Linked DNA regions of Homo sapiens: region 1 is linked to region 2. A link is an interaction called in ENCODE POLR2A ChIA-PET data of the cell type or tissue named here. Cell type or tissue: B cell. All regions are shown on one strand. Links, peaks and the distances in the headings refer to the core of each region. The heading gives the core; the rest is flanking DNA.

The links. Peaks named below come from ENCODE experiments on the same cell type or tissue, not always from the same donor. Only the 100,000 strongest peaks of a DNase experiment are listed, where the experiment ranks them.
Region 1: POLR2A ChIA-PET joins it to region 2 with 8 read pairs; 2 of 35 experiments call an interaction of 5 or more read pairs at or near these places.

What each region holds. Positions count from the first base shown.
Region 1 is chr7:5,131,245-5,143,835 of GRCh38, reverse strand. It overlaps the pseudogene ZNF890P. Among named protein-coding and RNA genes, the nearest start is that of WIPI2, 53 kb to the left of the region's middle. In B cell, for the core only: no CTCF peak of the experiment used is centred there; a DNase peak (open chromatin) is centred at 3,635.
Region 2 is chr7:5,339,703-5,356,690 of GRCh38, reverse strand. It overlaps TNRC18 (trinucleotide repeat containing 18), which reads left to right. Exons shown (of 30, transcript NM_001080495.3): 17 at 4,597-4,872; 18 at 10,881-11,129. Among named protein-coding and RNA genes, the nearest start is that of SLC29A4, 65 kb to the right of the region's middle. RefSeq lists enhancers at 66-568, 5,405-6,245, 7,930-8,771. In B cell, for the core only: no CTCF peak of the experiment used is centred there; no DNase peak of the experiment used is centred there.

The DNA.
Region 1 (12,591 bases), core at 366-8,365, 210 kb after region 2:
GGGGGCGATCCAGGGGTAGGCGCCCTGTTAGTTACCTCAACTGTCAGGATGCATGGACACCCAGGGGAGGGAGGATCAGTTTCAACTGGGGAAGGTCAACTGACTTCAGGTCAGACTTAAAGAAAAATAAGATGTTGCAGATGAAAGGACAATAGGGTCTTTGAGGACCAGGGAGGAGCATCCCTAAGGAGTAATGATGGGTGATACTGAGGACTCGGCACAGGGGGGGCGCCCCGTGAGGCTGGGGGCGGGGTGGGGGCCTGACCAGCAAGGTCCGAGGCTGGGGTCTCCCTCTTGCTCCAGCTGCAAATGCAGTACTTCAAGGCAGAGGCATGATCATATTTGGGTGTTGGTCAAAGTACCCCTGCAGGAAGTAGAGTTATGAGGGTTGGACTGAGGGTGTGAGAAAATTGAGTAGGGAGACGGGAGACGCCAGACTAAGGCGGGACAGTGCCAGCACCTCTGTTGGAGACTGGCGGAGAAGGAGGCGGCTGCGCCAGTTCCGTGTAGACTGTTCTTTTCTAGCCCTTGGTGAAGAAAGGTGAGCAACACTCGGGGTGGTGTGATGTGATGGAGTTGGCGGAGGATGTCTGTCTGATGCTTTTTTTAAGATGAAACTCACTTGATTTGGGGAGAGAATGAAACTGGTACTATGGTTTTAAATCTTGATAAGAGCAAATGTTTTTATGGTGGTTTTTCTATCACACTTGCGCTTGGGTCTTACTGAAAGAGGTTTTTCTTTTCCTTTTTTTTTCTTTTTTTTTGAGACTGAGTCTCACTCTGTCGCCCAGGCTGGAGTGCAGTGGCACAATCTCAGCTCACTGCAACCTCCAACTCCCCGGTTCAAGCGATTCTCCTGCCTCAGCCTCCTAAATAGCTGGGATTACAGGCGGGCACCCCCACGCCAGGCTGATTTTTGTATTTTTAGTAGAGATGGGGTTTCATCATGTTGGTCAGGCTGGTCTCGAACTCCTGACCTCGTGATCCGCCCGCCTTGGCCTCCCAAAGTGCTGGGATTACAGGCATGAGCCATCACGCCAGGCTTAGAGTAATCTTACAATTATAAAACTCGACCATGGCCGGGTGCTGTGGCTCACTCCTGTAATCCCAGCACTTTGGGAGGCCAAGGCAGGTGTATCATTTGAGGTCAGGAGTTGGATACCGGCCTGGCCAATGTGGTAAAACCCCGTGTCTACTAAAAATACCCCCCCAAAAAAATTAGCTGGGCAGTAGTGGCACACGCCTGTAATCCCAGCTACTCAAGAGGCTGAGGCAAGAGAATCGCTTGAGCCTGGGAGGCGGAGGTTGCAGTGAGCCAAGATCATGCTGCTTCACTCTCGTCTGGGCGACAGAGTGACACCCTATCTCAAAAAAAAAAAAAAAAAAAAAAAAAAAATCAAACCTCGACCGTATCTGAAATTGTCTTTTTCATGCCTTCTCTTGCTCAATTGTGCCTGGATTCTGGTCGATTTTATTAATCTTAAATACAAACCAATTATTTTATTAGTTTTAATAAAACCTTTCCAAGAATTGATTTAAGTTTTTTCTTTTTAACTTATTGTAGTCCTAATATATGTATTAAATAAAAAGAATGAAACTTAATGACATTCAGCTCAGGTGGTTAGCATATAAAAAGGAATAGGGCACATCCACTCCCATTTGTCCAGTCTGTGTCTCCCAGAAAAAGATATTTAAAAAAGAGAAAAGCCAGGCATGGTGGCTCATGCCTGCAATCCCAGCACTTTGGGAGGCCGAGGCGGGCGGATCACGAGGTCAGGAGATCGAGACCATCCTGGCTAACACGATGAAACCCCGTCTCTACTAAAAATACAAAAAATCAGCCAGGTGCGGTGGTGGGCGCCTCTAGTCCCAGCTTCGCGGGAGGCTGAGGCAGGACAATGGCGTGAACCTGGGAGGCGGAGCTTGTGGTAAGCAGAGATTGCGCCACCGCACTCCACCCTGGGCGACAGAGCGCAACTCAGTCTCAAAAAAAAGAAAAGAAAAGAGAAAAAGCGCAAACCCCCAAAGCTAAAAGCATATGAGGAGAAATTAAAAGGAAGAGAGGAACATTTACTCTGTTTTATGGAATAAAGTGTTTTCCCACTTAAAACAAAAAAATAGAGCAAGTTAAAACAAAAAAATTTCTGCCACAAATGTATCACCTGAATCAAATCATGAGACATTAAACCTAAATTGAGTATTTTTTTTTTTTTTTTGAGACAGTCTTGCTCTGTTGCCCAGGCTGGAGTGCAGTGGCACTATCTCAGTTCACTGCAACCTCTGCCCCCCGCGTTCAAGTGATTCTCCTGCCTCAGCCTCCCCAGTAGCTGGGATTACGGGCACCCACCACCACACCTGGCTAATTTTTGTAGTTTCAGTAGAGATGGTTTCACCATCAAGACCAGCCAGGCTGGTCTTGAACTGCTAATCTTAGGTGATCCACCTGCCTTGGCCTCCCAAAGTGCTGGGATTATAGGCGTGAGCCACCACACCTGGCCTTTTTTATTTTCTAATAGAGACAGGGGTCTTGCTATGTTGCCCAGTTTGGCCTTGAACTCCTGGGCTCAAGGGATCCTCTTGCCTTGGCCTCCCTGAGTGCTGGGATTATAGGTGTAAGCCACCATGCCTGGCCCCAGTTGTTTTATTTTGTTACAAATCTTTTTTTTTTTGAGCTGTCGCCCAGGCTGGAGCACAGTGGCGCCGTGATCTCGGCTCACTGCCAGCTCTGCCTCCCGGGTTTACGCCATTCTCCTGCCTCAGCCTACTGAGTAGTTTGGGACTGCAGGCACCCGCCACCACGCCTGGCTAATTTTTTGTATTTTTAGTAGAGACAGGGTTTCACCGTGTTAGCTAGCATGATGGTCTTGATCTCCTGACCTCGTGATCCACCCGCCTTGGCCTTCCAAAGTGCTGGGATTACAGGCGTGACCCACCACGCCTGGCCTGTTTTATTTTTTAATAGAGACGGGTCTCGCTATGTTTCCCAGGCTGGCCTTGAACTCCTGGGCTCAAGGGATCCTCTCGCCTTGGCCTCCCTGAGTGCTGGGATTACAGGTGTGAGGCACCATGCCTGGCCCCAGTTGTTTGAATCATAGCCCAAGTACATGCAGATTTGTAGTGATTTAGAGATCTCTTGGTGTGCATACCTGGGAAACTGTACCCAACATCTGCCGGCCATGTATAAGACAAACCATGTGGCTATTAAGACCCCAAGGCTAGCTGGGAGCGGTGGCTCATGCCTTTAACCCCAGCATATTGGGAGGCTGAGGCAAGCGGATCACCTGAGGTCAGGAGTTGAAGACCAGCCTGGCCAACATGGGGAAACCCTGTCTCTACAAAAATTAGCTAGGCATAATGGCAGGGGCCTGTAATCCCAGCTACTCGGGAGGCTGAGGCAGGAGAATCGCTTGAACCCGGGAGGTGGAGGTTGGAGATCGTGCCATTGCACTCCAGACTGGGTGACAGAGTAAGATTCCATATCAAAACAACAACAACAAAAGGACCCTAAGGCTCTCAGAGATACCCAGGAGCTGGCCCTGTGCCCTCTCCTGGGTAATGGCCCCCATGCCACAGCCCTGGGACGGCCTCTGGTGTGAGGGCCTTCCTGCCTGCACAAAGCCTCGCCCAGGTGCTGTCGTGTTTACTCTGCCACCTTGTGGTGGGACCTTTTTCATCAGCCGCCTGCGCAAATGTGGTAAAATGTTAATATTTGGGAGATCTAGATGAGAAGGGTATTTGGAAATTCTTTGTACTATTCTTGAGACTTTCCTTTGAGTCTCAAGTCACTCAAGTAAAAAGTTAAAAAGCTAAAATCACTTACTGGGGCCGGGCGTGGTGGCTCATGCCTGTAATCCCAGCACTTTGGGAGGCCGAGGCAGGTGGATCACAAGGTCAGGATATCGAGACCATCCTGGCTAACACGGTGAAACCCCGTCTCTACTAAAAATACAAAAAATTAGCCGGGCGTGGTGGTGGGCGCCTGTAGTCCCAGCTACTCGGGGGGCTGAGGCAGGAGAATGGCGTGAACCCGGGAGGCGGAGCTTGCAGTGAGCCGAGATTGTGCCACTGCACTTCAGCCTGGGCAAGAGAGCGAGACTCCGTCTCAAAAAATAAATAAATAAATAAATAAATAAATAAAATAAAATCACTTATTGGAAAGGATTTGTTAAACCTCCCCCCTCCAAAAAAAAATTTGATTTGTATTTAAAACTAATAAATTAGACAAACTTCAGTCTGCACTGATGAAGGGAGAATAGAAATAAGCTATTTATTTTTTTATTTTTTATTCTTTGAGATGGAGTCTCACTCTATCACCCAGGCTGGAGTGCAGTGGCACGATCTCGGCTCACTGCAAGGTCCACCTCCTGGGTTCATGCCATTCTCCTGCCCCAGCCTCCCGAGTAGCTGGGACTACAGGCACCTGCCACCACGCCCGGCTAATTTTTTGTATTTTTAGCAGAGACGGGGTTTCACCGTGTTAGCCACGATGGTCTCGATCTCCTGACCTTGTGATCTGCCCGTGTCGGCCTCCCAAAGTGCTGGGATTACAGGTGTGAGCCACTGTGCCTGGCCAAAATAAGCTATTTTTAGAATGGAAGATGAGATGATTTCAGATACAGTAGATTTATTTTTATTTTTATTTATTTTTATTTTTTGAGATGGAGTTTGCTCTGTTACCCAGGCTGGGGTGCAGTAGTGCGATCTTGGCTCCACCGCAACCTCCATCTCCCTGGTTCAAGCAATTCCCCTGCCTCAGCCTCTGGAGTAGCTGCGATTACAGGCACACGCCACCATGCCCGGCTAATTTTTTTGTATTTTTAGTAGACATGGGGTTTCACTATGTTGGCCAGACTGGTCTCGAACTCCTGACCTCAGGCAATCTGCCCTCTTCAGCCTCCCAAAGTGCTGAGATTACAGGCGTAAGCCACCGTGCCTGGCCTTCTTTTTTTTTTTTTTTTTTTTTTTTGAGATGGAGTTTCCCTCTGTCGCCCAGGCTGGAGTGCAGTGGCATGATCTTGGCTCACTGCAACCTCAACCTCCTGGGTTGAAGCAATTCTCCTGCCTCAGCCTCCCTGAGTAGCTGGGACTACAGGCATGTGCCACCATGTCCAGCTAATTTTTTTTTTTGTAGTTTTAGTAGAGACGAGGTTTTACCATGTTGACCAGGCTGGTCTCGAACTCTTCACCTGAGGTGATCCACCTGCCTTGGCCTCCCAAAGTGCTGGGATTACAGGCATCAGCCACCGTGCCTGGCCAGTAGATTTTTAAAAAATGAGATGTTACTATAAATCATTTAATGGCATAACTCTGAAATTAAGTAAGACACATTTGTAGAAAATTGTAAATTGCTAAAATTGACTGACATATAGAAAACCTGAATAAACCACTTATACACATTGCAAAAGTCTTGAAGACAGTTTTATAAAATTCCTGAAAAACATATAGGCCTCGTGTTTCTTTGGGAATATTTTTGAGTATGGATTCATTTCATATTTGGTGATTTAATTTTTTTTTGCATTCTTTTTATTTTCTAATTGTATTGTTTTTTGAGTCAGTGGGATCTATGCAATATATGTATTTTTCTTTTCTTTTCTTTTCTTTTCTTTTTTTTTTTTTGAGACAGTCTTGCTCTGTCGCCCAGGCTGGAGTGCAGTGGTGCGATTTCGGCTTACTGCAAACTCTGCCTCCTGGGTTCACGCCATTCTCCTACCTCAGCCTCCTGAGTAGCTGGGGCTACAGGCGCCTGCCACCATACCCAGCTGATTTTTTTGTATTTTTAGTAGAGACAGGGTTTCACTGTGCTAACCAGGATGGTCTTGATCTCCTGACCTCATGATCCGCCCACCTCAGCCTCTCGAAGTGCTGGGATTACAGGCGTGAGCCACCGTGCCTGGCTGCAATATATATATTTTTCTTTTGGTATTCAGGTTTGCTCTTTATGCTTGCCATTTTTTTTTTTTTTTTTTGAGATGGAGTTTCACTCTGTCACCCAGGGTGGAGTACAGCAGTGCAATCCCGGCTCACTGCAACCTCTGCCTTCTGGGTTCAAGTGATTGTCATGCCTCAGCCTCCCAGGTAGCTGGGATTACAGGCGCCCACCACCATGCCTGGCTAATTTTTGTATTTTTAGTAGAGACAGGGTTTCGCGATGTTAGCCAGGCTGGTTTTGAACTCCTGACCTCAAGTGATCCACTTGCCTTGGCCTCCCAAAGTGCTGGGATTACTGGCGTGAGCCACTGTGCCTGGCCTGTAGTAATTTTCTATTGTTGTATGACAGATTGCCACTCATTTGGTGACTAAAACCACACCCACTTACTAACACAGAGTTTGGGAGGTCAGAAATCCTGGTGGCCTCACCTATGGGTTCCACGCTCCAGGTAGCATCAGGCTCTGAGAAAGGCGTGGGCTGGGCTGGGCTTTTAGCCAGAGGTTCTGGGAAGAATCTGCTTGTCAGTGCATTCGGGGTTTGCAGAATTCTGTCTTAAGACTTAGGTCCCCGATTCCTTGCTGGCTGTCAGCTGGGGGCCATGCTCAGCTCCCGAAGCCCACCAGCTTGCTTTCCAATGGGATCTCCTTTTTTTTTTGAGACAGAATCTCACTCTGTCACCCAGGCTGGAGTGCAGTGGTGCGAGCTTAGCTCACTGCAACCTCTGCGTCCCGCGTTCCAGTGATTCTCCTGCCTCAGCCTCCCTAGTAGCTGGGATTACAGGCGTGCGCCACCACACCTGGCTAATTTTTGTATTTTTAGTACAGACAGGGTTTCACCATATTGGCCAGGCTGGTCTCCAACTGCTAACCTCAGGCGACGCACCCACCTCGGCCTCCCAAAGTGCTGGGATTAGAGGCGTGAGCCACCGTGCCCAGCCGGTCCCTCCATTTTCAAAGCCAGAAACAGAGCATGGACTCTGTCTCGTGTTCTAGGCTTTCTGACTTTCCCTTCTGCCACAGATTGGTTTCTCTCTATCAGCGGTAAAGGTAACCCTGCCAATGTCTTCTTTTCCCCCTGTAGAGGTGGGGTGTTTGTTGACTAGGCTGGTCTCGAACTCCTGGCCTCAAGCAATTGTCCTGCCTCAGGCTCCCAAAGTACTGAGATGACAGGTGTGCTAATATTTTCATGTGAGCCTCCCTGCGTCATTTTAATTTCAGGTTTTCCTGGTGTCTTTGCAAAAGCTCAGGATCGGACTTTGTCAGCAAGGTGGGTCCCTCCTCTCAGCATAGCAAGCTTGTTTCTACCCTGGTCCCGAGAACCTCAGAGGCTGAAGCTTGAGTCCCCACCTGAAGGTAAGTTCTCAGTAGGGGAGCAGAGCCTTGGCAGCCAAGTGGAGTTGCCCAAGTGTTCGAGACCCAGGCATGCTGGGAGTAAAAGCATTCCTGTGAAGAACTTGACAACGGGGAGCAGGAATCTACTTTGGAAAGCGAGACCCCAGTTCTGAGACCTCTTCACATAGCTTAGGGCTGAAGCCGGAGGGTCACGTGGAGGGTGGCAGCTCCCAAGGTCCATGTACCTGGGGCTGGGCATGGTGGCTCATGCCTGTAATCCCAGCACTTTGGGAGGCTGAGGCGGGCAGATCACCTGAGGTCAGGAGTTTGAGACCAACTTGGCTAACATGGCAAAACCCTGTCTCTACTAAAAATACTAACATTACCTGGGTGTGGTAGTGGGTGCCTATAATCCCAGCTACTCGGGAGGCTGAGGCTGGAGAATCGCTTGAACCCAGGAGGCAAAGGTTGCAGTGAGCCAAGATCGCACCACTGCACTCCAGCCTGGGCAAGAAGAGCAAAACTCCATAAAAAAACCCAAGGTCCATGTGCCTGAAATGGTCCCAGCCCGCTGGGGGACAGAGCAAACATGGGTTTGCTGGGTGGTCACGTTGAGGGATCATCTAGGTTTCAGTTGAGTGGAAGGTTTGCTAGGAGGAGAAAGAGGCTCTTGCTTTAGGGAGTACAAGTTTGTGGGCTCAGGGCCAGAGCATGTCCCTGGTGCTCAGAGGACAAGCCCGGACCACACTGTCCCTGGATCCTACACTATAGTCAAGCCATAGAATTTGCTTTCTTTGGGGTGGGGGTTGCGGGGGGAGCCAATCTTTTTTTTTTTTTTTTTTTAAAGTGACTGATCTCGGCATTCTGCAACCTCCGCCTCCTGGGTTCAAGCGATTCTCTTGCTTCCACCTCCCGAGTAGCTGGGATTACAGGCGCCCACTACCACACCCGGCTAATTTTTGTATTTTTGGTAAAGATGGGGTTTTGCCATGTTGGCCAGGCTGGCCTCAAACTCCTGACCTCAGGTGATCCACCTGCCTCAGCCTCCCAAAGTGTTGGGATTACAGGCGTGAGCCACCACGCCTGGCCAGAGTTTGCTTTCTTAACCTGAGTTTTTTGTTTCTCCTTCTCACGTCAAAGACTAAACAAAATGGGTGTGAGAGAGACATTCAGAACCGCCACGCACAGTAGAGGGTGAGCCAGTACTCACACCCAGGGCCCCCGAGCACCAGACAGGCTCTTCTTCCACTGTTCCACAATCATGGCTAAGACTTGGCCCGTCCCACCTTCTCTGCCTTCAGCCCTCCCCATGGCTTCCCTTTCACCAGGGGAAGGACTTTGATAGGAGCCCATGGGGAGAAAACCCAGTAAAATGCATGTATATTGTTATGAAATATTTACATGTGAAACAGCACCAATTTCTTGTTGAAGAAATTAGAAAATATCAATATGTTAAGAAAAAAATCCGCCCAGTGAGGCGGCTCATGCCTGTAATACCAGCAACTTTGGGTGGCTGAGGCAGGAGGATCACTTGAGCCCCTAGGAGTTCGAGACCAGCCTGGGCAACATGGTGAAACCCTGTCTCCACAAAAAATACAAAAATTAGCCAGGCATGGTAGTATGTGTCGTAGTCCCAGCTACTTGGGAGGCTGAGGCCGGAGGATCAATTGAGCCCGGGAGGCAGAGGTTGCAGTGAGCTGTGAATGTGCCACTGCACTCCAGCCTGGGCGACAGAGCGAGACCCTATCTGAAGAGAAAACACCAAAACAAAACCAACCAAACAAAAGTCCTACCATGCAAAGATAATCATTGTTAATATTCTGTGTCTTTTCTTCAGAATCTTTTTTATTTTATTTTTTGAGATGGGGTTTTTCTTTGTTGCCCGGGCTGGAGTGCAGTGGCTCGATCTTGGCTCACTGCAACTTCCGCCTCCCTGGTTCAAGTGATTCTCCTGCCTCGGCCTCCCAAGTAGCTGGGATTACTGGCGCCCGCCACCATGCCCGGCTAATTTTGTATTTTTAGTAGAGATGGGGTTTCACCATGTTGGTCAGGCTGGTCTCGAACTCCTGACCTCAAGTGATCCACCCGCCTCCGCCTCCCAAAGTGCTGGGATTACAGGCTTGAGCCACTGTGCCTGGCCCAGAATTTTTTGTTTATAGATGTATGTTTACAAACTTATTACATGTGCTGTAGTTTGTAGTTGATGTATACAAACAAGAAACAGGCCAGGCACAGTGATGCATGCTTGTAATCCCAGCACTTTGGGAGGCCAAGGCGGGAGGATCACTTGAGGCCAGGAGTTCGAGACCAGCCTGAGCAACATAGCGGGACCCTGACTCTACAAAAAGCATATATATATGTTTTGGTTTTTTAGACGGAGTCTCACTCTGTTGCCCAGGCTGGAGAACAGTAGTACGATCACAGCTCACTGCCACCTCCACCTCAGAGGCTCAAGCGATTCTCCTGCCTCAGCCTCCCAAGTAGCTGGGATTACAGGGGTGAAACACCGCGCCTGGCCTCTACAAAAAATAAAAATAGGCCGGGCATGGTGGCTTACGCCTGTAATCCCAGCACTTTGGGAGGCTGAGGTGGGTGGATCACCTGAGGTCAGGAGTTGGAGACCAGCCTGGCCAACATGGTGAAACCCCATCTCTAGTAAAAATACAAAAAATTAGCCAGGCTTGCTGGTGTGTGCCTGTAATCCCAGATATGTGGGAGGCTGAGGCATGAGAATCACTTGAACCCAGGAGGCACAGGTCGCAGGAAGCCGAGATTACGCCACTGCACTCCAGTCTGGGCAACAGCAAGACCCTATCCCCTCAAAAAAGTTTTCTTATAATTTTTTGAGGGGGATGGAGTCTTGCTGTGTCGCCCAGGCTGGAGTGCAGTGGTATGGTGCAATCTTGGCTCCCTGCAACCTCTGCCTCCCAAGTTCAAGAGATTCTCCTGCCTCAGCCTCTTGAGTAGCTGGGATTACAGGCACATGCCACCACACCCGGCTGATATTTGTATTTTTAGTAGAGATGGGGTTTCACCATATTGGCCAAGCTGATCTTGAACTCCTGACCTCAGGTGATGCACCTGCCTCGGCCTCCCAAAGTGTGGTGATTACAGGCGTGAGCCTCTGTGTCCGGCCTGTTTCTTCAGAATAAATTTCTAGTAATTACATTTTTGGGTAATGGGTGGGGATTGTAGTAAATTGCACATTGGTTACTGAGACACAGATGCACATACTCATTAAGAAAAACTTCAGTCAGTCGTGGTGGTTCACCCCTGTAATCCCAAGGTTTTGGGAGGCTGAGGCAGGCAGATTGCTTGAACCCAGGAGTTTGAGACCAGCCTGGGCAATACAGTGAGACCCTGTCTCTACCAAAAAATTTAAAAATTAGCTGGGCATGGCTGGGCGCAGTGACTTACGCTTGTAATCCCAGCACTTTGGGAGGCCGAGGAGGGCAGATCACGAGGTCAGGAGATCGAGACCATCCTGGCTAACACGGTGAAACCCCGTCTCTACTAAAAATACAAAAAATTATTCAAGCATGGTGGTGCACGCTTGTAGTACCAGCTACTCGGGAGGCTGAGGCAGGAGAATGGCGTGAACCCGGGAGGCGGAGCTTGCAGTGAGCCGAGATAGCGTCACTGCAGTCCGGCCTGGGCGAAAGAGCAAGACTCTTGTCTCAAAAAAAAAAAAAAAAAAATATATATATATATATATATATATTAGCTGGGCATGTGACACACCTATAGTCCCAGCTTCTCTGGAGGCTGGGGTGGGAGGATCGCTGGAACCTGGGAGTCCAGGGCTGCATTGAGTCGTGATTGCATCACTGTGTTCCAGCCTGGGCGACAGAGTGAAACCCCATTTCAAAAAACAAAACAAAAATCCAAGTAAGGCCTCACAAGATTGAGTCTCTATGACATTTGTAAGGTGAGGGCTTTGCTTTGATAATGGGGACCCTTCAGAGGAGGTTTTCTCCCACCTGCGCCTGGGAGAGGGCGGGGGTGGTCCCAGCAGTTGATTGGGAGCCCAAGGGCAAGCGTGGCCTCTCATATCCTCTCTCCCCACCCTGATGTCTGCCTTCACAGGTGTCTGCTTTTCCAGAATAGAGAAGAAGAACTATGGCCCAGGTGAGTGTGGCATTTCTTTCTACTGCCCTTTTTAGCAGGGATTTCGGATGCTCATAAGAACATGACTGATAAAGGCTGGGCGTGGTGGCTCACGCTGGTAATCCCAGCACTGTGGGAGGCCAAAGTAGGCGGATCACCTGAGGTCAGGAGTTCAAGACCAGCCTGGCCAACATGGTGAAACCCTGTCTCTACTAAAAATACAAAATTAGACAGGTGTGGTGGCACGAGCCTGTAATCCCAGCTACTCAGGAGGCTGAGGCAGGGGAATCACTTGAACCCAGGAGGTAGAGGTTGCAGTGAGCTGAGATCGTGCCATTGCACTGCAGCCTGGGTGACAGAGTGAGACTCTGTCTTAAAAAAAAAAAAAAAAGGGTATCCGATAAAACAAAATACAAACGGAAATCAGGATCGGTGAAAACAGGAAGAGAATGGAAGATCAAGGTTGTGGGAAGGGCAGGGTGGAGAGACTGTAGAGGCTGCCGCAGTTATGAGATGCCTTATAAATTTTTTTTTTTTTTGAGACGGAGTCTTGCTCTGTCACCCAGGCTGGAATACAGTGGCATAATCTTGGCTCACTGCAACCTCTGCCTCCTGGGTTCAAGCGATTCTCCTGCCTCAGCCTCCTTACAGGCACTTGCCACCACACACAGCTAATTTTTGTATTTTTAGTGAAGACAGGGTTTCACCACGTTGGCCAGGCTGGTCTCGAACTCCTGGCCTCAAGTGATCCGCGCACTTCGGCCTCCCAAAGTACTGGGATTACAGGCATGAGCCACCATGCCCAGCCCGATGCCTTGTAAATTTATATCTGACATTTCTGTCACTTTAAAAACGCAGGCAGATTCCATCTAATGTATGACTTGTGTTGTCTGTTTTGGACAACCGTGTCTACTTCTCAGGGGAAATACAGCTCTTTAGGGCATTTAAAGATATATTTGATCTTTGTATGCAAGATGTAGCAGGCCCGTTCCTCAATAACAACCATCTTGAAAGAAACACAACAGGAAATCTCTTGTGACTTTTCTTCCTCTCTGTATAAACAGCAGATATTATGCCAAAGCAGCCGTCTGTGATTCTGGTTGTTTGGGGATGCCGAACACTCAGGTCTACAGAGACAGCCTTGTGCGGTGCCAAGTGACCTGGATGTAACACTGCATTATCTAGAGGAACGAATGAATGAACTGCGTGTTCTTGAAACAGCCT
Region 2 (16,988 bases), core at 5,546-13,545:
CAGGTGCTTGTGATTGGTGGGCGCCCGTGATTGGCGGTTGGGAGCCGACCTCCGCCGGCCCTGTCTTGCCCGCCCGCCATTTGCCTACCGGATGTCATAGGCGAGGAAGCCTTGTGCGTCATAGAGTTTGCGGCTGTTTGGCCTAGAGAGGCCTGGAGCGCGACTGCTCTTGAGGGTCCTAGAGGTGACCGGACTCCCCTACCCACAGGAAGCATGCCGTCTGTTGCGGACCACGGCTTTGTCGCGAAGTGTTGGCGGAAGCAGTGTTTATGGAGCGCCCACCGTGCTCGGCTATGGATGCAGGGGTTCATTGGCGTTACTGTGTCTGTGGCAGCTCTGACAGTGGTACCCCCATGTTGTTACTGGGGATGATGTGGCCCGAGAGCCAGAGGGGAGTGTGTGCGCTCGGGTGCGGAGAGGCGACTCGGGGTTAAACCTGGTTCGGCCCGACCCACCTACCCACTGGAACCTGCTGCCATCATGGCTGTGTCCCACTATTTTCTTTCTTTTTTTTTTTTTTTTAATTTGAGACGGAGTCTCACTCTGTCGTCCAGGCTGGAGTGCAGTGGTGCGATCTTGGCTCACTGCAACTTCTAGCTCCTGGGTTCAAGCGATTCCCTTGGCTCTGCCTCCCGAGTAACTGGGACTACAGGCTTGTGCCACCACACCCAGCTAATTTTGTATTTTTAGTAGAGACGGGGTTTTGCCATGTTGGCCAGGCTGGTCCTAAACTCCTGACCTCAGGTGATCCACCTGCCTCGGCCTGCAAAGTGCTGGGATTATGGGCGTGAGCTACTGTGCCGTGCGTTTTTTGAGACAGGGTCTCTTCTTATTGCTTAGGCTGGAGTGCAGTGGGGCCATCATAACTCACTGCAGCCTCGAGCTCCTGGGCTCAAGTGATCTTCCTGCCTTAGCCCTCCGAGTAGCTGGGACTAGGTGAGCACCACCACACCCGGCTAATTTTTAAAATTTTTTGTAGAGACAGGGTCTTGCAGTGTTTCCCAGGCTGGTGCCTGGGCTCAAGCAATCCTCCCCTCTGAACCTCCTGAGTATCTGGGACTACAGCTGTGTACCACCACGTGCAGCTAATTTATTTTTATTTTCGTAGAGATGGGGTCTCCCTGTTTTCCAGGCTAGTCTGGAACTCCTGGCCTTAAGCAAGCATCCCACTTTAGCCTCCCGAATAGCTGGGACCATAGGCGCACACTACTACTATTTTTATTTTTATAGAGGCTGAGTGTTGCTGTGTTGCCCATGCTGGTCTTAAACTCCTGGGATCAAGAGATCCTCCTGCCTCAGCCTCCCAAAGTGCTGGGATTACAGGCGTGAGCTGCCTTGCCTAGCTGCTATTGAGCTCTTGAAATGGAGCATTCCTGATGGGACTGAAGAATGGAGTTTTATCTCATTTAACAAGAGACTGTCAGATTGGAGCGTCCTCATGGTTATGGCCTCTTGTGGCCCAGAACCTGCTGCCTGGCAGGTAGTGGGTGCTTGCTCAGTATCTGTGGACAGAGCACCTCATGCCCAGGGCGGACAGGTGCTAAGTTTGTGGCTAGCTGCAGGGAGGCCAGAAGGAGGGAGCTTCCTGGGTTCTGGCCCATGTCAGTGTCAGTGGTGTTTGTTCTGGGAATCCCCAGGCCCTGGGGCGGGTGGAGAGCTTTTGCATTGGCAGCTGCCTGGTTCTGTGTGTCTGGGGCTTTTGATTGGCTCTGGCCGGTTCATGGGCGGAGAAGGGGGAGTTTGACTGTCAAGGGCGAAAAGTCGCCGTGTTTATTGATACCGTAAAGCATGTTTTCTTAAGGAAATAAAAAGTGTTTATGGACTCAGAGTTAAGATATCGTCACCTGCTTTACGGGGTCGTTGGGGGCCTTAAGTGAGCTTACGTGGGCAGAGAGCTGAACGTGGCACCTGGCACGGAATTAAGCTGCTAGTTTTTTCAGGGTGCGTGTGTTTCGTCTGTCCTAGGCTAGCAGGTCACCAGGACTCATGCTCCCTGTGGGTGTGAGTTAAGCAGCTGGCTCATGCCTTCTGTGCTGAGGACATATGAGAGTGTCGTGGTTTCAGTGCTTCTTTGATTGGGATGGGTGTGATCAGAGCAGTGTAGCCTAGGCTCCTGGCCAGTGTGTGGGCACAAGCAGGAAGAGACAGTGCCAGAGACTCATCACTCTGAGGGGGAAGGGAGGGGCTTTCTTTTGCTCTCTCAATCTCTGCTCATTTTGGAAAAGTGAAGGGGGTTCAGGGAAGTCGGGGGAGATTGCTGTTCTTTTGATCTTCTGAGGGATTGGGGTCTGTGGATGCAGTTTGGGTGGTAGCTGAAAGAATTCCCCACTTTCAGGTGGACGTGGATGGGGTGGAGCTGGAGGTCAGAGATGTGCTCTGTCTCTGATGTCTCTGGGGTGCTCCGAGCTGGTGTGTTCACTCTTGGCACGTGTGAGGGAATGTCCGTTTTATTTATTTATTAATTATTACTATTATTATTATTATTTTGAGATGGAGTTTTGCTGTTTTTGCCCAGGCTGGAGTACGGTGGCATGATCTCGGCTCACTGCGACCTCCGCCTCCCGGGTTCAAGTGATTGTCCTGCCTCAGCCTCCTGAGTAGCTGGGGTTACAGGCACGCACCACCACACCCAGCTAATGTTGTTATTTTTAGTAGAGACGGGGTTTCACCACATTGGCCAGGCTGGTCTTGAGCTCCTGACCTCAGGTGATCCGCCTGCCTCGGCCTCCCAAAGTGCTGGGATTAGAGGCATGAGCTGCCGTGCCTGGTCTGGGAATGGTCAAATGGGCAACTTCACTCCATCGTGCCTGTGTCGAAAACTCCACTGTCCTGGATGAGAGAAACGGACTCATGGAGCAGTGAGGAATTCAGTGGGCCTGGCTCCAGCAGGACGGTGGCTGTGGGATTCACCTGGCTCTGCAGAGCGCTCCTCTGTTTATTTTTTATAATCTGCTTTTCTGCAATTCTGGGTCAGAGAGAGTGCAGGGTTCACAAGGAGGTAGGGGTGTGTCCAGCAGGGAGTTGCTGAGCTGGACGGAGGTCGAAGCGAGAACGGTCTCCTCTTGCTTTTTCAGTTTCGATTGTAGGGGTCGCTGGCATGCCCTGTGGGTTTTTTTTTTTTTTTTTTTCTTTAGATGATGTCTTGCTCTGTCGCCCAGGCTGGAGTGCAGTGGTGTGATCTCGGCCGCACTGCAACCTCCACCTCCCGGGTTCAAGTGATCCTCCCACCTCAGCCTCCGGAGTAGCTGGGATAACAGGCCCTGTCCACTACAATACAATACAAATAGAAAATACAACAGTTTGTGTATTTTTTAAAAATACAGACGGGGTTTTGCCATGTTGGCCAGGCTGGTCTCGAACTCCTGGCCTCACGTGAGCTGCCCGCCTCAGCCTCCCAAAGTGGTAGGATTACAGATGCAAGCCATTGCACCCGACCTCCCTGTGGGTTCTTGTAGGAGGCCAAGTTGGTTGTCACCCACTTAGCCTCTCCAGCCTGGGACACAGCCTCGGGAGGGACAGATTGGAGCATACAAGAGAGAGCGCACTTTGACTGGTTCGATGGGCAGGGGCTGGTAGCCTGGCGGGGCTGGACCCTTGTCCCACCCAAGAGTTGCCGGACCATCCTGAGGTTGGGGTCTTGCTGGAGTGAAAGCTTAGGTGTTGGTGGGAGCAGTCAGAGGAATGCCCGCCACGGATGCGTGCATGTGGTTTCTCTTGGACTCGGAGGTGGCAGGTGCTGCCAGAGCTGTAGCTGTGTTGGTTCACGTTCCCCCCGTCTGGAGTGGATTTCAGCAGATCAGGGGATTATTCTCTGTCTCTGGAACCCCTGTCTTCCCATCTTGCCCAGTAAGAAAAGCAGATCAAAATGGCGTGAGCATGGCGGGGGCCGGAGCGTTGCCTGCCTGGCAGGCTCCCCTCCCAAAGCTGGCTGGTTGTCTCCCCGGAAGATTTGAAGACTCTTGTCCTCCGTTGTATAGTTAGGCTGGAGACTCTGGGGAAGCCAGCAGTGGTGGGCCGGCTCACTGGCTCGTAGAAAGAAGGGCAAGGGATCTGCTAGCGGTAACAGCGTTTGCCCATTCCCATGGTGTAAACACCCTTACTGTGGCCTGTTTCGTGCTGCCACTGGGAGGCTGCTGGGAGGGGCACTGGGAAGAGAATGCATGATTGGCTGTCATGAGCCCTTTCCCTCCTGAGTCAGGTCCTCTGCGGTTGTCACCCTTGGGCCATCGTAATCCCATGGGACAGGCAGTGACCACCGTGACCTTCCTGAGCATAGGGCTTCTCTCATCCTCCGGTGCCCGGAAAGCCTGGAGTGACTGGTGGGTGAGGCTGGCAGCATCCAGTCTAGGAAGGGCCTGGGTCCAGCACTCGGAAGATGCCATGCAATGACCGAGGCACCCAGGGCAAGGGAGAAGCCTGGACTGGGAGGGGAGCTGGTGACATGGGGCAAGGCCTTTGTACGGCCGCCTACTAGGTATTCGGACCTGTTTGTTCTGGCACCTTCCAGTACGTTCTCAGAACCATTAAAACCAATAAAATGACACCAGCTCCTGCTGCCCTGTGACTTATCTCTATTAAAAACTACTTTGACTGCAGATACGGACTCAGAGGAAGACGAAGAATTCCTGAAGGACGAGTGGCCCGCCCAAGGCCCCTCCAGCTCCAAACTGACGCCTTCCCTCCTGTGTAGCATGGTGGCAAAGAACAGCAAGGCAGCTGGTGGCCCCAAGCTGACCAAGAGGGGCCTGGCGGCCCCCCGGACTCTGAAACCCAAGCCGGCCACCAGCAGGAAGCAGCCGTTTTGTCTGCTGCTTCGAGAGGCCGAGGCGCGTTCCTCCTTCAGCGACTCTTCGGAGGAATCGTTTGACCAAGGTTACTAGCTCCAAACACAAAATACCTTCCGTGTTTCCTAGCGAGAGAGTGCGTGCGAGTGAGCGAGAGGGAAGCGAGTGGGCGCACGGGAGAGATGGTGGGTGAGGAGGCCCGTGCGGATGGCCGCAAGAAGGCTGCCATCTGGGTTCTTGGCAGCGTAGCCTGCTGTTATCAGCCGAATGATTTTGATTTTTGCTTTGATTTGTACTGTATCATTGTGATAATATCCCCGGCTGGCTCTTTTTGAGCTGTTATATGGACTGCTTTTGAGTCTGCGTTTCTCTCCACTTGCCCTCCTCCCTGCCCTCCTCCCCCTCCCCCGAGTTCCCCCCACCCCCGCACTCACGTTTTCTGCCCACCCAGAGACCCCAGGCTTGGTTCGGGCTCTCTTTGGGCACGGGTTCGGTGGAGGCTTCCCGAGGAACATTTTGTAAATGGAATTCTGTCGTGTGGGCGTGTGACTTGATGTTTGTACCGCGATTTTGGTAATACCAAGCTTTATTAAACATATCGAGTTCATTTTTAACTAAACCTGTGTGCCTTGTCTCTCTTGCTGTGTCCTTACTAGACATTAGGTTGACGCTTCCCTCTCATTTTGTTTCTCCCCCACCTCCTCCCCTCCCTCCTCCCCACCCAGAAGGAGTAGGGACGGGACCGTGCCGCCTGCCGCTTGCCTGTGTTATTCAAATATCCCTGGTAGCGATTGGCATTCATTTCATTTTTCAGGTTTAAAATCAAGCGCCTTCACCTCCAGCATCATCATGTTTTTTTAGTTGCTTGTTTTGTCTTTTATTTTCTTAAAGCTCTATTCTTACTTGCCAGTGGTTAAAAACTATTATTTACAAACACTTGTCTTCTCACGTGTATTTCTGTTTTGAAGGGTGCGTAGGCAGTGCAGGGCCCAGAGCCTTTGACACCCCTGGTCTCTGTCATTCAATACGAAAGCGGCTCCGTTGCCGCATCAAGGGACGGAGCATCGTGCTCTGTTTGGAGAGAGGCTGGCCTGGTCCCAGCCCGGGGTCCTCAGCCACCTCGGTTCTCAAGAGAGAGCTGCCAGGCCCCTGAGAACCCGCTGGCCTTGCCCTTTCCAGTGTCAGAATTGTGCTTCTGGGGTTAGATGTGTGTGAGCCTTTTGGGCCCTTCAACCAGAAATGCCCCAAGAAAGGGAAGCAAGTGAATCTCTGACATTTTTTCCTAGCCCTGGTTTTAGGATTTGCTTCAGGGCGAACTCCCACTAGGGCCAGCTGAGGGGATCCCCCAGGCCCTGGGTAGCCACACCTGGATGTCAGCTACTCCCTGAGGAAGGTCTGGAGGTGTCATCGTGTCCCTGGGTCTGACCTGGCTCGGGCACCCCGGGACCTGAATGCTGCCCCCGCCCCCCGCCCGCCCTGTTTTTCCAGCCCTGCTCTTGAATTCCTGGTCTACCGCCTCCCCTCCCAGACCTCCCCTCCAAATTGGCAGAGATCCTTTTGGGTGACCAGGAGGTGGTATGGCGAGGAGTACGATGCCCCGGGGCCCATGTTCCCCTGGGCTGCTACTACCCCTCTGAGCGAACACCACCCCGGACCGAGAAGAGAGGCCCCCGACCCACTGGCCAGCCTCGTTTTCCGAGGCCTCCCCCTGCCCGGGCTGTCCGTGGATGAGCTGGGTTAGTTTACGATCCCCTTCTCCCTCCCCGGCCTCCTCCCTTTCCCCCATCTCCCCCATGGGCTGGACCCCACGCCCCCTTAAAGCCGCGGTTTCCGCTTCCAAGTTTTTGAGCCCTCCTGCCCCAGCTGAGACCCCACAGAGAAGCAGGCAGCGCCCTAGGCCTCTTAGGAAGGGGCTCCGGGCTGGCGCCGCAGTGCCAAGTGGACGGGACCCAGATAGGGGAGTGCGGGGGGTGAGGGGAGGCGGGGGAGGCCCAGGCTCCTCAGTGCCCCCCTCCACCCCCGCCAGTCCACCACTGAGCAGGTCTTGAAAGGGATATTTGGGTAATAGGGCCTCGCTGACCTGGTACTAAACTCCGTAACTGGCTTGGCTTTTCTAGTATGTCTGCTTCTTCCAGCAGCCCGACCATCCCTCCACCCTTGACCCCTCCCCATGACGCTTTGAATGTCTGTTTTGGTCTCTTGCATTTGCTCTCACGCTGCACTCTGGACGCAAAGCGAAGGCTGGGAGTAGGGCAGACGGCGCAGCGGGTCACTGAGCTTGGGTGCGAGCCTGGCTCGTTGCTCCGTAGGTAGGCAAAACGCTTTTCTTTCTGTCCTCCGTGCACCTCCCTCCTCGGGGTTCGCCCCCACCGGGTCTGGCAGCAGCAGATCGCTCTGACATTTACCACCAACCTGTCACCGCCAACCCCATGTCCTGAGCCAAGATCTTTTTTTGTTGTTGCTTTTTTCTTTAAATAATAATAATAATAAAAAGTTTTTCTGCATTTCCTTGGGTTACTTTGATGGGACTTTTTTCCCCCCTCCCTGTCCCCAGCCCTCGGCAAGCTGCATTGCCTCAGGTGTGGACAACTCCAGAAAGGTTTTCTTGGTCCTCAGAGCCCCTCTGCTCCCCAGCCTGCTGCGGACGCTAGCGGGGTGTGCACCAGACCCCGCAGGAGCAGCGGGTGTGGCCTTGTCAAGCACGCAGGGAGGCGGGAGGGTCTCCCATGCCGAGGTGCGGGCATTGGGCTGCTCTCGGCTTTCTGGGCTCTGGCGTGGACGTTGCGGGCATCCAGAAACCCAGAGCTCGCCCTCCCCCCGCAGCCCCAGCTGCTTGAGAATTCCTCTGGATGGGAAAGATTTCTGGAGTCTGCGCACCTGAGTGGCTAGAAGGGAAGATCCCTGGCCTCACGTCCAACCCCCTGCCCCCACCCCACAACCAGCCCCCTGCCCACCACCCTGCTCAAATTGGCCCACCCCAGGGAGACCTGATGTGGGGGACCCAGGCGCTGTTGAAAAGTCTGCCTACACTTAGCCTGCTTTGCCGCTGTGGCCCACTGGGGCGGAGACAGAGCCATGTGACGCCTGCAATGTGAATGATCGCAAGTGTGCACTGCCTGCCTGCCTGCCCCCGCCTGCCTGGCTGGCCTCTCCAGCCTGCTTCATCCATTGCTCCGGGGGCCAGTCTCCCCTCTCACCCTCTTAACAAACCTCCTCCCTCTCCCTCTGGCTCCTGCCTCCCTCCCTCCCTCCCTCCCTCTACTCCTCTGCGGACTCCTCAGACTCATCACCTTCACCGCCTTCCTCTCTGAGGTGGCCCAGCAGAAATCCGGGCTGTCTCCAATACATGAGTAGACAGAACCTCTGCCCTCATTGGCACCTCTGGGGCCACCACTTTTGGCCACAAGTTGCTTAAGCAAGCAGGCGGCTTGGGGCGTTGGCAGGAGACTGTGGAGTTGGCTGTCCGTCTTCCCCGTCTGTCTATCCGAGCCTAGACTGCTCCCCGCCCTGGAGAGAAAGGGTCTGGTGTCCACCTCTTCTTGCTGGAAGGGGCCACCTTCCAGCCCTGCGGCCCCTAGAGTCACTTTCCCGCTCCCAGCACTCTGGTCCGTGAGGCAGATGGGCACCCCTGTCACCTGCTCATGGGTGGCACTTTGGATGTTGCATCTCAGGGCAGAGTTTGCTCTCTCAGGCCTTCCACCTGCCCGTCCTTGGAAGCAAGTGTCTGCCTCAAGACAGTCTCTCTTTTTGGTGGGGGGTTTTGGTTTGTGTGCAGGGAGCCTCCTGTCTGCCAGCTGCCTTTGTCCTGAGAGCCTGGGCTGGGCTCCGGGGACTGCAGACTCTCAGGCAGGCAGGGAAGGTCACTGGATGAAGCTCATCTTAAGTCACCGACCAGAGAGGCAGGCTGGGGCTTCTTTATGTTTTTAAAGTTTTTATTACTTATTATTATTTTTTGAGACGGAGTCTTGCTCTGTCACCTAGGCTGGAGTGCAGTGGCGATCGCGGCTCACTGTAACCTCCGCCTCCGGGGTTCAAGTGATTCTTCTGCCTCAGCCTCCTGAGTAGCCGGGATTACAGGTGTCCGCCACTGCACCCGGTTAATTTTTGTATTTTTAGTAGAGATGGGGTTTCACCAGGTTGGCCAGGCTGGTCTCGAACTCCTGACATCATGATCCACATGCCTTGGCCTCCCAAAGTGCTGGGATTACAGGCGTGAGCCACTGCGCTGGCCTATTTATTTTTGAGACAGGGTCTCGCTCTGTCACCCAGGCTGGACTGCAGTGGTGCCACCATAACTCACTGCAGCCTTGGATTCCTGAGCTCAGGCGATCCTCCCGCTTCTGCCTCCGGAGTTGCCAGGACTGCAGGTGTAAGCCACCACGCCTGGCTAATTTTAAAATTTTTGCGGGGGGGCTGGGTGTGGCGGCTCATGCCTGTAATCCCAGCACTTTGGGAGGCTGAGGCGGGCAGATCATGAGGTCAGGAGATGGAGACCATCCTGGCTAACACGGTGAAACCCCGTCTCTACTAAAAATACAAAAAAAAAAAAAAAATTAGCCTGGTGTGGTGGTGGGCGCCTGTAGTCCCACTACTCGAGAGGCTGAGGCAGGAGAATGGCGTGAACCCAGGAGGTGGAGCTTGCAGTGCGCCGAAATCGTGCCACTGCACTCCAGCCTGGGTGACAGAGCGAGACTCTATCTCAAAAAAAAAAAAAAAATTTTTTTTTTTGTAGAGACAAGGTTTGCTCTGTCGCCCAGGCTGGTCTTGAACTCCTAGCCTCAAGAGATCTTCCCGCCTCAGCCTCTCAGAGGGCTGGGATTACAGGAGTGAGCCACCTTGCCCGGCCCTGGGGCTTCTTTAGACAGTCTGCCAGCTCTGGGTTCGAGCCTGCTCTTCTACTGCCCGAGTGCTTAACCCCATTGGGCCTCAGTCTACCCCTGCCCTTCCTGGGCATCCCATGAGTGAAGAGTCACAGCTGACTTTAGCTCCCTGGGCATGGGGACAGCACAGTTCCTGCCTGCAAGTCACGGGGGTGGCCCTGTTTCTGTTCGATTGTCTTTAAGCTTGCAAATGGCTTTCTCCTCCATGCAAATGATTCTCTCTGGACCCCGGCCTTGGCTGAGCCAGTGGGCTGGGAGGGTCACCCCTTGCTGCAGGTGAGAAAATAGAGGCTCAGAGAGGGCCGAGGACTTGCCCAGCCTCCCCAGAATGGGGGAGTTGCTAGGAGTCAACTTAATTTTTTCTAATTAATTTTTCTAAAAAATTAGTCACGGGGACTCTGCGTTGCCCAGGCTGGTCTGGAACTCCTGGGCTCAAGTGATCCTCCTGCCTCGGCCTCCCAAAGTGTTGGGATTACAGGCGTGAGCCACTGTGCCCGGCTGGGGTCAACTTTATTTTATTTTATTTTTTTGAGACTGAGTCTCACTCTTGTCACCCAGGCTGGAGTGCAGTGATGCGATCTCAGCTCACTGCAACCTCCGCCTCCCGGGTTCAAGCGATGCCAGGAGTCGACTCTAGACTCCAGATCCCTTCTCGGGGCTGAAACCATGGGGGTCCCCTGGCCCCCAGGAAGAGTCCGAACTCCACTTTCTCCTGCCGCCAGCCCTCAGGACTCAGCTGGCGAAGCTGCCACAGGCACCTGTGCCCAGAACCCCTAGCCTGAGTCCCCAGGGCCCTCTTCCGTGCTCACCTCCCTCCGCTTCCTCTTTCCTTCTCCTCCTGCCTCTGTGTTGTGTGTTGGGGCGTGTGCGCGTGTGACTGTGGAGAACGCTGTCTCCAGTCCTTGTCCGTGTGTCTGGCCCCTGCCACAGCACAGGTGCATGTTGGTGCCCCTCACAGAAGCCCACCCTGACACACAAGGCCGCTGCCCACCTCCGGGCTTTCTGGGATGCCCGCGTTGGGCTCAGCTGGCCGGGGGCATTGGGCCATCGGATGGGGGGAACCCGTGGGCTGGGTCTGCATCCACCCCCAGCGGCCCCCTGCTCAGGACTGAGGGACTAGGCTGGAGCCCAGAGGCCACTCTGGGCCAGGGGGCGGTGGGGGGTGGCCCTCGCCAAGGCCAAGGCTCTGACTCGGTCCCTGTTTTCTGCACGCCAGATGAGAGCTCGGAGGAGGAGGACGAGGAGGAGGAGCTCGAGGAGGAGGACGAGGCCAGCGGTGGTGGCTACAGGCTGGGTGCCCGGGAGCGGGCCCTGTCACCGGGCCTGGAGGAGAGTGGGCTGGGCCTGCTGGCACGCTTCGCCGCCAGCGCCCTCCCCAGCCCCACGGTGGGTCCATCCCTGTCTGTGGTACAGCTGGAGGCCAAGCAGAAGGCCCGGAAGAAAGAGGAGCGGCAGAGCCTGCTGGGTAAGTGGCAGCAGGTGGGCTGCGGTGGGGGTGGGTGGGAGGGGCGGACGCCATTGCCCCATCCCACAGGTGAGGAAACTGAGGCTCAGAGATGCAGGTGCAGAGCTGGGAATGGGCAGAACCCCAGCCTCGTGGGCCAGCCCCGTGCTGATCAGGGATGCTCGCGACAGGGGCCCTGGCCTGCCATCTCCAAGGAGGGGATTCTTCGCCTTGCAAAGGGCGACCTCCTTCAGTCTCACACTGCCAGCAAACACAGCCCTGTTTTGGGCACTTGAGGGGCTGCGGGAGCTCCATGGAGGTCCCTGACCCAGCCTGGGGTTTGTGGGGGCCACTCCAGGTTGGTGACACCCAGTCTGGCCCGTGAGAGAGACGTGGGGTTACCCGAGACACAGGTGCAGGGGAAGGAACAGCCACGTCACGGTAGAAAGAAGAGAGAGCGCATCTCATTCAGACTTTGTGGGATGGTGGGGGTGCGGTCTGTGCCATGGGAGAACGGGTGGGACAGGCCTCATGTGGCCTGGGCTTGAGCCTGGAGGAGTCAGGTGGGGTGGGCAGGCACCAAGCTCTCTTTGACTTGCCCACAATCCAGATAGGTAAACCAAGGCAGCAGGCACTCACACTTGGGCAGGCAGCTGGCGCTTACCCCGGTCCATGTCTTTCCTGTCTCTCCATCTCTGACTGTTTCCCTGCATCAGGGCCCTGCCTTCTTGGGACCCTCTCGTGGGCCCTCCCTGTTCTCACCGGGCTGAGTGCCCTCACACGGACGCAGCTCACCTGCAGCTGGGGTCAGTGCCGGAGATGGAGATGGTCATGCATGTGTTCAGGCTCTGAGTTCCCCTGGCCCCAGCAGGGGAGGGTCCTTCTGACCCCCCCGGCATCCTTTTCTGAGCCACAGTAGGGGTAGGTATGAGGCTCTCCTGGCAGGGGCTAGGACAGGAAAACAGGTATTGCTGCCCCTGAAGGCCCCCCAGCTGCCCCTGGCTTCATGCCCTCTGCAGGTTCGTGGAGCAAAGCCCCACCCCTGACCTCCAGTGTCTTGGAACCCCATTTGTGGCACCCACGCCAGGCTCCAGACCCTGCCTTCCCCCTCCTCGCTCTCATGCCCTGCCATTGTTTGCTGGGCTCCAGGCCTGGCAGTCCTGGAAAGAGGCACCAGGGCCCCCTACAAGGCTACCTATTCTTAGGTATTGTTCATACAGAAGCAGCTGGAGGGTGTCTTCAGAGTGCACACTTGGCCAGGCCACTCTTCTGCCCAGAACCTCCAAATGGCTTCCCGCTGCCCTCTGATCAGTGCTACCTGTCTGACCCACCACCATCAGACTCTGATTGCTTGGACAACATTATCCTGTCCACAGCCCCTAAATGCACCAGCCAGGCTAGTACTCTCAGACATTTACACTTGCTATTCATACACCCCAAACATCCATTTCACCCAGACTGCCCAAGGTATTGGCATATGGTCCAAATTATTCCTTTATTCTGCGTTGACTGTCTGAAGGGTCTGTAGTGATGTCTCCTTTTTCATTGCTGATACAGATTGTTTCTTCTTACTCTGTTTCTTGGCCAGTCTGGCTAGACGTGATTAGTTTCATTGGTTTCTACTCTTTGTTATTTTCTTCCTTCTCATTCCTTTGGGTACACAAGCATGTCTTGGAGATACTGCAGGATTGCTTCCAAACCATAAAGCGAATATCACAGTAAAGCAAGTCACGTGAATGTTTTGGTTTCCCAGTGCATATAAAATTACGTTTAAACTATACTGTTGCCTATTAAGTGTGCAGTAGCATTATGTCTGAGAAAACAGTGTACATACCTTAATTAAAAAATAGATTATTGGCCATGCACGGTGGCTCACACCTACAATCCCGGCACTTTGGGAGGCCAAGGCAGGAGGATTGGTTGAGCTCAGTAGTTCAAGACCGGCCTGGGCAACAGAGCGAGACCCCATCTCTACAAAAAATAAACAGAAAAATTAGCCAGGCACGGTAGCATGCGCCTCTGGTCCCAGCTACTTGGGAGGCTGATGTAATAGGATCACTGGAGCTCGGGAGGTCGAGGCTGCAGTGAGCCGAGAATGCGCCACTGCACTGAAGCCCAGGCAAGAGAATGAGACCCTGTCTCAAAAATAAAAGACCAAACCAAAAGCATATGTTTACACTATCCTGTAGTCTCTTAAGTGTGCAATAGTATTATGTCTTTTTCTTTTTTGAGATACGGTCTCGCTTTGTCACCCAGGCTGAAGTGTAGTGGCGTGATCTCTGCTCACTGCAATCTCCACCTCCTGGATTCAAGTGATTCTCCTGCCTCAGCCTCCCGAGTAGCTGGGATTACAAGCACACACCACCACGCCTGGCTAATTTTTGTATTTTTAATAGAGACAGGGTTTCCCCATCTTGGCCAGGCTGGTCTCGAACTCCTGACCTCAGGTGATCTGTCCGCCTCGGCCTCCCAAAGTGCTGGGATTCCAGGTGTGAGCCACCGCGCCTGGACGTAATAGCATTATGTCTAAGAAAACATTGTACATATCTTAAAAATAGTGTATTGCCAAAAACGCTAACGATCATCTGAACCTTTAGTGAGTTGTAAACTTTTTGCTGATGGTGGGTCTTGCCTCGATGTTGATGGCTGCTGACTGATTAGGGTGGTGGTTGCTGACAGTTGGGGTGGCTGTGGCAATTTCTTAGAATAAGACAACAGTGAAGTTTGCCACATCGATTGACTCTTTCAAGAAAGATTTCTCTGTAACATGCAATACTGTGATAGCGTTTTACCTATAGAACTTCTTTCAACATTGGAAGCAGTCCTCTCAAACCCTGCTGCTGCTTTATCGGCTAAGCTTGTGCAATATTCTAAATCCTTTGTCATTTCAACAGTGTTCACAGCATCTTCACCAGGAGTAGATGCCATCTCAAGAAACCACTTTCTTTGCTCCTCCATAAAAAGCAGCTCCTCATCTTTTCAAATGTCTCATGACATTGCAACAATTCAGTCCCATCTCCAGGCTCCACTCTAACTTGAGTTCTATTGCTGTTTCCACCACGTCTGCAGTAACTTCCTCCAGTGAAGTCTTGAGCCTTTCATAGTTGTCCGCGAGGGTTGGAATCAACTTCTTTTTTTCTTTTTTTTTTTTTTTGAGACTGAGTCTCGCTGTGTCGCCCAGGCTGGAATGCAGCGGTGCGATCTCGGCTCACTGCAACCTCCGCCTCCCCAGTTCAAGCGGTTCTTGTGCCTTAGCCTCCCGAGTAGCTGGAATTACAAGTGCCCGCCACCACACCTGGCAGATTTTTGTATTTTTAGTAGAGACAGGGTTTCGCCATGTCGGCCAGACTGGTCTGGAACTCCTGGCCTCAAATGATCCACTTGCCTCGGCCTCCCAAAGTGCTGGGGTTACAGGCGTGAGCCACTGCACCCGGCCTAGAATAGTGAATTCTTTCCAGAAGGTTTTCCATTTACTTTGCCCAGATCCATCAGAGGAATCATCATCCGTGGCAGCTGTAGCCTTACAAATTATATTCCTTAAATAACGAGACTTGAAATTCAAAATTACTCCTTCATCTATGGGCTGCAGAATGGGCGCCGTGCTAGCAGGCATGGAACCAACATTCATCTCCTTGTACGTCTCCCTCAGAGCTCTTGGGTGACAAGGTACATCGTCAATGAGCAGTAGTATTTTGAAAGGAATTTTTTTTTGTGAACAATAGGTCTCAACAGCAGGCTTAAAATATTCAGTAAATCATGCTGTGAACTGAGATGCTGTTACCAAGGCTTTGTTATTCCCTTTTTTTTTTTTTTTTTTTTTGAGACGGAGTCTCGCTCTTTTGCCAGGCTGGAGTGTGGTGGTGCGATCTTGGCTCACTGCAACCTCCGCCTCCCAGGTTCAAGCGATTTTTCTGCCTCAGCCTCCCGAGTAGCTGGGATTACAGGCGTGCACCACCACATGTGGCTGATTTTTGTATTTTTGGTAGAAACGGGGTTTCCCCATGTTGGCCCAGCTGGTCTTGAACTCCTGACCTCAAATGATCCTCCTGCCTTGGCCTCCCAAAGTGCTGGGATTACAGGTGTGAGCCACCACACCTGGTCTGCTGTTCCATTGATAGAGTAGTGGCAGAGGTGATTCAGCATCTTTTTTTTTTTTTTTTTTTTGAGATGGAGTCTTGCTTTGTCGCCCAGGCTGGAGTGCAGTGGCGTGATCTCTGCTCACTGCAAGCTCTGCCTCCTGGGTTCATGCCATTCTCCTGCCTCAGCCTCCCGAGTAGGTGAGACTACAGGTGCCCGCCACCATGCCTGGCTAATTTTTTTGTGCTTTTTTTTTTTAGTAGAGACAGGGTTTCACTGTGGTAGCCAGGATGGTCTCCATCTCCTGACATCGTGATCCGCCTGCCTCAGCCTCCCAAAGTGCTGGGATTACAGGTGTGAGCCACTGCACCCGGCCTGTTGTTCCACTGGTAGACCCCTGGCAGAGGAGATTTAGCATCATTCTTAAGGACCCTGGGGTTTTCAGAATGGTAATTGAGCATTGGCTTCAACTTAAAAGTCCCCAGCTGCATTAGCCCCCAGCAAAAGTCGGGCTGTCCTTTGAAGCTTTTAAACCAGGCACTGACTTCTCCTCTCTAGCTATGATAGCCTTAGATGGCATCTTCTTAGAAGGCTGTTTTGTCCACATTGCAAATCCATTGGTTGGTGTAGCCACTTTAATCAGTGACCCTAGCTGGATCTTCTGGAGAACTCGCTGCAGCTTCTCCATCAACACCGGCTGCTTATCCTTGCATTTTTATGTTATGGAGACGGCTTCTTTCCTTTTCTTTTTTTTTTTTTCTCTGAGATGGAGTCTCACTCTGTTGCCCAGGCTGGAATGTAGTGGTGCAATCTCAGCTCACTGCAACCTCTGCCTCCCGGGTTCAAGTGATTCTCCTGCCTCAGCCTCCCAAGTAGCTGGGATTACAGGCACCCGCCACTACGCCTGGCTAATTTTTGTGTTTTTTTTTTTAGTAGAGATGGGGTTTCACCATGTTGGCCAGGCTGGTCTCGAACTCCTGACTTCAAATGATCCTCTCGCCTCGGCCTCCCAAAGTGCTGGGATGACAGGCGTGAGCCACCGTGCCCAACTGATAGCTTCTTTCCTTACACCTCATGAGACAATCTCTGCTGGCTTCAAACTTTTCTTTTGCAGCTTCCTCACTTCTCTCAACCTTCACAGAATTGAAGAGAGTTGGGGCCTTGCTGTGGATGAGGATTTGGCTTGGCTTCAAGGAATATTGAGGGTGGTTTGATCTTCTCTCCAGATCACTCAAACTTTCTCTATGTCAGCAATGAACCTGTTTCACTTTCTTATTTGTGTGTTCACCAGAGCACTTTAGATTTCCTTCAAGAACTTTTTCTTTGCATTCACAGCCTGGCAGTTTGGCACAAGAGGCCTTGCTTCTAGGCTATCTTGGCTTTTGACTGGCTTAAGCCTTCCTCACTAAGTTTAATCATTTCTAGCTTTCGATTTAAAGTGAGAGACATGTGACTCTTCAATTCACTTGAACATTTAGAGGCCATTGTAGGATTATTAATTGACCTAATTTCGGTATTGTTGTGCTTTAGGGAATAGGGAGGCCCAAGGAGAGGGAGAGAGATGAGGAAGGCCGGTTGGCGGAGCAGTCAACACACACTTTTTTTTTTTTTCTTCCTCGCTATATAAAGAACATACAGCCGGGTGTGGTGGCTCATGCCTGTCATCCCAGCACTTTGGGAGGCCGAGGTGGGCGGATCACTTGAGGTCAGGAGTTCGAGACCAGCCTGACCAACACGATGAAACCCCATCTCTACTAAAAATACAAAAATTATCCAGATGTGGTGGCGGGCGCCTGTAATCCC